Linked DNA regions of Mus musculus: region 1 is linked to region 2. The links are chromatin loops, found by intact Hi-C in ENCODE. Cell type or tissue: heart. All regions are shown on one strand.

Evidence for each region. Hi-C counts contacts between places; a loop is a spot of excess contacts. Peaks named below come from ENCODE experiments on the same cell type or tissue, not always from the same donor. Only the 100,000 strongest peaks of a DNase experiment are listed, where the experiment ranks them.
Region 1: a loop joins it to region 2, with 2.8 times the contacts of the local background. A loop is called at or near these places in 3 of 42 quality-filtered maps.

The regions. Positions count from the first base shown.
Region 1 is chr16:76,280,178-76,284,177 of GRCm38, forward strand. No RefSeq gene overlaps it. Among named protein-coding and RNA genes, the nearest start is that of Gm30569, 19 kb to the right of the region's middle. In heart, no CTCF peak of the experiment used is centred here; no DNase peak of the experiment used is centred here.
Region 2 is chr16:76,224,404-76,228,403 of GRCm38, forward strand. The region is part of intron 2 of Gm30507 (a long non-coding RNA gene); the gene reads right to left. Among named protein-coding and RNA genes, the nearest start is that of Gm30507, 23 kb to the right of the region's middle. In heart, no CTCF peak of the experiment used is centred here; a DNase peak (open chromatin) is centred at 2,268; H3K27ac peaks cover 189 bases.

The DNA of each region.
Region 1 (4,000 bases), 56 kb after region 2:
TGGTTCCTAACTCTCACCTGTCTAGGGTAACACTTCAACCTAATTTTGCCTATTCTGACTCAGCCAATGAAACTGGCACACATTCAGAATGACAGTTAAACATTGCTTGATTCCAGGGAAGCTGGGAAATTTAAATTACTAAATGGCTGGGATTACTCCCCCCAAAAATGCAGAGACCACTGTTCTCACCAAAATCTACATGGTAACGTTTATAGAATTTTACATATAATTATCCAAACTTGGAAGCAGCTAATACATCTTCCAACAGGTCAACACACAAGCAAACTCTGTTATGATTCACAAATGGGTCGTTATCAGCAATGAAAGTAAGTGAACTATCAAACCACAAGATGTAGACCAATCTTCAGTGCTTATCACTAAGTGAAAGAGGCAGCTCTGAAAGGCTACGGACTGTTAGGTTCTGACTAGACAACGTTCGAGAGAAGGAATACTTCCTGTGCTCAAGGAGGGGCGTGTAGTCAGGGTGAAGGTGGGCGCCACGGGCACAGGAGGTCTTAGTGTGCTAAGTCTGTTCTATAGGATAATATGATAGTGCTATACAGTATAATTCATCAAATAATAGATAATAAATACAAAAATTGAAACTAGTGTAAACTATGGGCCTTAGCTATTAATATAGTAATATTGATTCCTCAATTATAGCAAATGTACTACAGTAATCAAAGTGTTACTCATAGAAGGGAAACTTGCATGTGGTGTATGGCAAACATTGGCTGCTTCTTGCACACTTTTTAAATAAAACCTATTTTGATGTGATAGATACTGCAAAGCCACTGAAACATTGCAAAATAGTGAGCGTGTAATGAACACTGGACACAATTGTCTTATGACAGAGAATGGCTTATTTTGGCTTGTAGTTTTAGAGTTGGTCAGTGATCATTCGATGGCCTTATTGCTTTGGGCCTGTGACGCCACAAGCTGATGGGGAGCACGAGGCAGGGCAAAGCAACCTCCTTGTGGCCAGGAAGAGATGAAGGGATGCCATGAAGAGCTCGTGCTAGAGAGCATAGCGTATTCTCAGGCTCCACCCCTTCTCAGCAGTGCCACCCTTGGGGCACATTTCAGATCCAAATTTTACCTATACGGCTTTTGATCACCATGAAGTCCATGGTTTCCAGGAGCCTACATTCTTACCCCAGGACAAAAACACACTAGAAATAAATCTGATTTAAATGTATAGATTCCCAACAGACTTCTTATCTTTGATGTAGGAAGAAAGGATTATCCTTTAAATAGTTAAGATTAAAAGACATCCTGCTTTTCTCAAGCAAAAAAAGCAAAAACTTATTTTTTTTTTTTCCCTTTTCAGTCCAGAAAGTCAAATCTGGGACATAAGGAAATGACCTCACTTAAGCAAAAGCAGGGATGCTGGACTTGTAACTGCTGTTCTCATTCTTACTATAGCCATCTGTCCTCATGGTCCTTCAATTAAGGACTAACTCCAAAATATCCCTTTTATGTTAAAAAGCCTTGACGGCAGACATCCCTCCTCTCTTCCTTACAACCTCCAGTCTTATAACGAGTGGAAATTGGGAATGGCCTTTATCAGCACTGCTTCACTAGAGAGAGTGAACTGGTTCATCGTCACCGAAAACACCTACTCATCCTGAATATACTCTAGATTTACATTTTCAGGGCTAGTCACAAATATTCTGGGTGCAACGAAGTTTCAGACAAGATCTTATTTCTTCTCAAGGGATAGGAAATGAATTCTCATTCCAACCCTCGGCAAACAGAACACCCTTGCTAAACACATTTATGCCAATTCTGTGCAATCAGAAGAAAGGGAAATCTTATCTAGCAGCTTAGCACCACATGAGATAAGCTCTACATCAAGCTATGTACATTCATTAGTCATGTACGGCTCCATCCAAATCCTAGTGATTTGGTCACAATAGGGAAGTTGCCACATTCAAAACACTCCAATGGCTGATGGCTGAGCTAGTTGGGTACCCGTTGTCATTTCTGTATCCACAGAAATTCGTAGTTCCTTGGGGGAATCTGAAGTAGGCTAGTATTAATTGTAGCTTCCATGAGGTCGAGAATCTTTATCATTAAGAACCTGTTTGCTTGCCTTTGACTTTTTAACAGTAGTCTGAAGTATACTATTTATTCTAATGAGTGCAATAAGGGAAGCTTACAAAAAGTGTTAAGCATTTGTAGTGGGCTCACCAACACATTGATCCCATAGTGGTGAATAATCCTTAGGCAAAGAATGGTAAGGGACTGAAGGTACCTATGGCACCTAGGCAGGAGTGCTCAGAGACAGTGAGTCATACTGCATGTAGGGACAGATGTCTAAGACCTTGGATACATGGAAGAATCTAACTGAATTCAACTAGGCTTCCGTTGTCATCAGTGGTTTTGTTTGAAGAGCCCAGTGGGTTCTTATGCTTTTGAACTAGAATGTCTTTAAAGAAATGGGAGGAGGAAGGCCCAGTAGATACAGAAAACTTGAAATGACAAGTTAAAACTCAGAGTGACAGCATATGAGATGGGTGGGAAGCAACAGATTAAGGAAATCTCAGATGAATGATAGTGATCATAAACCAAAGTCAAGGAGGAACTCCATCTGGAGTCATGGTTTTCCAACATAGGGAAAGGGTGATTAGAAAAACCTGGCAGAGAGCATGCACACTGAATTTGAGACTGGGGTAAGCTGAACTTCAGAAGTTAATAGTATGACAACGTAGATGGGTAGACATAAGTTAGAGGAAACATAAACTTTAGGATGGCTGGATACTTAGAAGGAACTTGAAGTCTGAGCTGTTTGAAGGGCCGGATGGTTAGTATCACTGAATGTCGGTATAGGAAGGAGTCTTAATGGAAGAGAATGTTGAACACAGATGATCTTGGCACTCTGAAAGACACTGGGTTATAAAACCAAATGGATTACATGTCAACAGCTCTCTCTCTCTCTCTGGCTAGGATGGGAGGTAGGGACAGAACGTGTTGTTTGTTTCCAGGGAGGAAGGTCTTTAGGAAAGCAAGAATGGGTAGGAGATGGTGGCTCATGCCTATAATCCCAAACCCTGGGAAAATGAATCTAGACTGCTGCAAATCGAAGGCTAGCCTGCACAAGCCTACAGTACTATCCTGTAAAGCCACGCCCCGCCCCTTCCTCCTAAAAGGCTTTAGTTATAGTATAAATGCCCACCACACTTTTAAAGCTTTCAGACTGCCAAGGGGGGTGGGGGTTAAGGGATGTTATCAAATCTGAAAGCTTTGATCTTGTGAGGGACTTTTTAGTTTTATTAGCAGGAAGAAAACAAATTCAAAAAGAGGAAAGGACGTGGGTGGGTGGAAGTTCATAGCTTCTTTGTGGGAGACACAATATTCATCACACTTCCTGGAAAATCTCCTGGTGACTAGATTGGGCTTTTCACATATGTGTTTGATTTTCAGCACCCAGTCTTTCAGCAGAATGAGGGGTAGCACTCCTACCTTCTGGCCTGGCCAGTACCTACTACTGTTCCCCTGAGGGAACTATAGCTGGTTGCTCCATCCCCTCACTCCTGAGAAAACCAAATAGGTTCCTGTACAAGTGGGGATACCCCATGGATTCTTCATAGCCACACAGCCTATACAGAGTCTCCTCTCAGGCCTAACCTGAGACCAAAACCGTGAAGCCAGTGCTCAGGTGCCTGCTTTGATAAGTTTAACTAAGTGAATGATGCTTTGCTCCAAGTAGAGATAAATGAGAGTCAATTTGTTTTTTGTGGGTACCTTAGTTAGAGTTATTATTGCTGTGCTGAAACACCTGGGAGGAAAGGGGTTGTTTGGTTTATACTTCCTTATCACAGTTCATCATCAGAGGAAGTCAGGACAGGAACTCAAACAGGGCAAGAACCTGGAGGCAGGAGTTGATGTAGAGGCCATGAAAGAGCTGCTTACTGGCTTCCTTCCCGTGGCTCACTCAGCCTGTTTTCTTTTAGAGCCCATGATTAGAGGTGTCCCCACCCTCAATGGACTGGACCCT
Region 2 (4,000 bases):
AAGACCATGTGCCCTAACCAATTACTCTAAAATCATTGCCATCAACCCAAAGAAAACCCATTTCTTGCCTAGAATTGTGTGCATGGCGTTTCAATGTAAATTACAGAACTCTCACGGTGACCTGGAGTGAAGCTCAGTTGTAGATCACTTATGAGACTGTAATGACTTAATTTCAACCTCCAGCTCTGCAAAAACCAAACAGATGAACACCAAGACACCACAAAGCAAAATAAATAACTATGACCGCAACAAGGAATACCATAAATGCAAACAAGAGCCCATAGTCTGAATTCTCTCCCCAACTAAGCAAATCACTACTTAGAAAAGTTAGGAAAGTTTCTGAGGTTATGCAACCAGTATCAGTAAAGAGGTCACTTGGGAACCAAATTTACTGCTTCCCCCTTACGAATTTCAATATTAAAATACAGAAGTCATACCCCCTCTAGGCCACTTGCATCCCGTTGTGAACGGAGACAAACAAAGCCAAATGACCAGGGTGGCTTCTACATTCCTGAAGTCACTGGACCTACTGGCTTCTAAGAGTAGCCCAGCTGAGGCAGCTGGCCAGGTAATCTAAGGCTGCTTCTAGCTCTGCAATCCAGTGACCCTTGACGCTCAACTTGTGCGCCAGAATGCCTGTCATTTCTGAGTATAGAGCGTTCACAGTCCTTTCTGGTAAAAAAAATAGGTTAAGCAAATACAAAGGGACGCTCAGGCTCCTCTGTGGGTCTATGCCTTGGTAACCGGGGATGAAAACTGGTTGATCACAGCAAGCAAGCTTCAGGGTCTACCATTTACAATTGAAATGCTTTACTGGCGAGGTTAAGAGTTCAAAGTTGAGTCACAGTCTGAGGTGGCCCTGCTCTTCCTTTTTAATTATCTGAGGTCAGGAAGTTAATAATACCAGAAATCCCCAATAGAGACCTCCTGTGAACTCTGTGAACTTTAAACTCGCCTCTCTCTATCTCTCTCTTTCTTTTTTTTTTAAATGGGTAAAAAGTTCAGTACAAACACAGCGGACTTTCCTCTTAGTCTCCACCCGTTCACACCCCCACCAAGGTCAAAAGTTCAACTGTAAAACAGAAAGCCTTGTTCTCTGATCCACATTTAAACAGATCACTTATTAAAAGGTAAACATTCCCAAACCAAGCCAAAGTCCAAAATGAATCTGTTCAATAAAAATGAAAATATTGTAATAAAACAAGTCTTTGATCTTTATCTCTTGCCTTGCAATTGGACATCGGGCTTTTTTTTTTTTAAACTTTTTGAATCTTATGAAAAGAATACACTCGTGAACTCTCTGCTCACCCAGTTCTTCCCTGAGATTAGACTCTCTAGAAGAGATAAAATCTCAGACGTTTTCAGGTAGTTCTTTGACTGCCTATCTTAAGACAGCAGAGTCTATTCCTTGTGTGTTCGTTCTTTTGCTTTTGCTTTTAAAAGCACCAAGTGTCAAGTACTGTGGAGTTGAGAAGGGTTTCTCAAAGTCGGTGAAGAATGCAGAAAGAGGAAAGAAACAGGACCACGTACATCATGAACCTCGTGGGAATAAGAGACAAACCAAATCTGACATCCTAAGCAATATTACGACTCACACATGAAGCCAGAGGATAGACACAGTGCTGGCATAGAGACGCAAGGCATATCCTGACTTGGAACTTTCCAACTGATCGTCCTATAAGGCAAAGTCTAAAGTGCCCCTTCTACAAGAGCAAATAACACAGAGTCCATTGTGTTCCGAACACGTCAGTCATTATTCTAAAAGGTCTTACCTTGTGAGTCACCCCATTTGTGGGGGCATGAATAGATGATACATGTCTTAATGTACAAGCCAGACTGGCCTCCAACTCATAACCCTCCTGTCTGAATCTTCCAGGTTGACAGAATTGCAGGTGTTTGTCACCATATTCAGCTCAAAAACTTTTGTAGAAAGATTTTTTTTCTCACAACTTAGTAATTACACAAGAATACTGTCACTTGCTTCCTACTTGAATTTTTTTTAAAGAGTAATAAATACACTCAGTTACAGAAAAAATGACAGGACTTGTGAAATAAAGATATGGTAAATGTATTCATAATTAATATTTTTGCACAGCTTATAAGATTTTCTGGTAATATCTAGCACAAAAATGAGACCTGGATACCGCTCTAAACACACTATGCTCTAGATGCATCCACACTGTGAACAATGTGCCGAGTGACCTCTGAGACGCTGGGATGCATCTGCACAACCCAGCCAGGAACAGCGCAGACAGGAAGGAAGTGTGGGGAGAGCACGCGTTCCTTCCTTCTGCTAGGGCTCCCTTCTCAGCAGCTGTGAGGACGGATGGAAATTCCTTATGAGTCAATCTGAGACTTCAAAGTATGGGATACAGCTTGAGAGACCCAATCTTATTGATTAGGATGCTGACCAAAAGGAAGGCACTATATTTAGGAGGGCATTTGGGGGGAAACTAAGCGTTGAAGCAGTTATTTGACAAATGGTGGCAGGGATTTGGAGGCTCTGCAGCCTTGTAGGCTGGTATTACATGAATGCCGTCTGCTTTCAGTTCTTCTACTGAAGAACTGCTCATGATTAATTTTTTTTTCTCTTCCTTCTTTTCAAAGTTTGAAGACACTAAATTTTATTTGAGCTAGCTGTTTCCAACCTTCTGTCTGAGAGAATTTTCTAATAAAAAAAAAGATTTTCCTCCTCATTCCTTTTGTTTTAAAGAAATCATTATGTAAGAAGGATCATGCTGTACTCTAAGCATGCTACCCTTCGCTGTCCCTTTTAGATAGAAATGGGATTGGATCCACACACAGTTGACTGCACACCCCAAAGTAGATGGTGTGTTGGGAGGGCCCCAAGAGTCTTTGTTTGCCTTGGTCTTATGTGTTTTTGACTCCTTCACCTTCTGATCCCACTACCTGGTGCCACTCAACTGTCCCACCCTGAAACCTTGACTTCTCTGCCTTAACATGTCTCTTCCCCTCCCACAGCTCCTTCTCTGTCCCATTTGTCCACTCTATAAATCTCTCTCCTAGCAATGGAGTAGGGAGTTCTGCTGCAGTAACTATCTTCCTGTGTTCAGTACATTTTTCTGTCTCTGATGATAAAATATGATCAAAAAGGGAGAGGTCCCACGCAATCCCCTGGAAGGTCCTCCTTCATAAACAGAAACAGAAACTAACCAGGGAAGAAATGCAATGCATATTTCCAGATAGTACATACAAAAAGGTGCCTGCCAGAGAGGTTTCTCTCACACTGCTCTGCCAGAGCGTCGGGCCAGAGGTCTTCATGAAGCCCAAAGCATTGTGAAGGTATTTGTACATCTTTTCCCACCTTGGATTCCATTTGGAATTTTTTTTTCCATGAGTTCATAGCTAGAGTTCAAAAGCATCTTGGAAACTCTCTAATCCCCATTTTCGGAATTTCTGTGTGTGCTCTAAAATAAGTCAGTCGATGCTCTCTGTCCTCGATCTCTTCCTCACAGACTGTTGCTCATGGGGGTGGGGGTGGGGGTGGGGAACTGCTCTGAGACCCTGCCTGTGATAGCCTCACCTGTACACTCCAATCTGTGGATTTCTCCAGAGCTGTAAGACAGGTGTCTTTTTAAAAGGAGATGAGTAGGAGGGAAGGATGGAAGCTAAGGAGGAAGACAGAAAGCCCTCCTGCGTTTGACATGCACCTCGGTACTAGTGGGCTGCAGCACTCTAACCTGGGGCTGCCAAATTTAGCTCAAAAGGCAGCTCTGTATTCCCAATTGGTCCTCACCTCTCACCATCTCTGACTTCAGCAGTGCGCTAAACTTGTCTGAACCTGAATTTCCACCTCTCTCTCTCTCTCTCTCTCTCTCTCTCTCTCTCTCTCTCTCTCTGTGTGTGTGTGTGTGTGTGTGTGTGTGTGTGTGTGTGTGTGTGTGTGTGTTGTAGGAATCAGTTCAGGACTCTGTGGAGAACAGGAACATTATGTCAGGGACTGGCCAAAGTTAGGAGTTGGTTGGGACTCAGCAAGCAG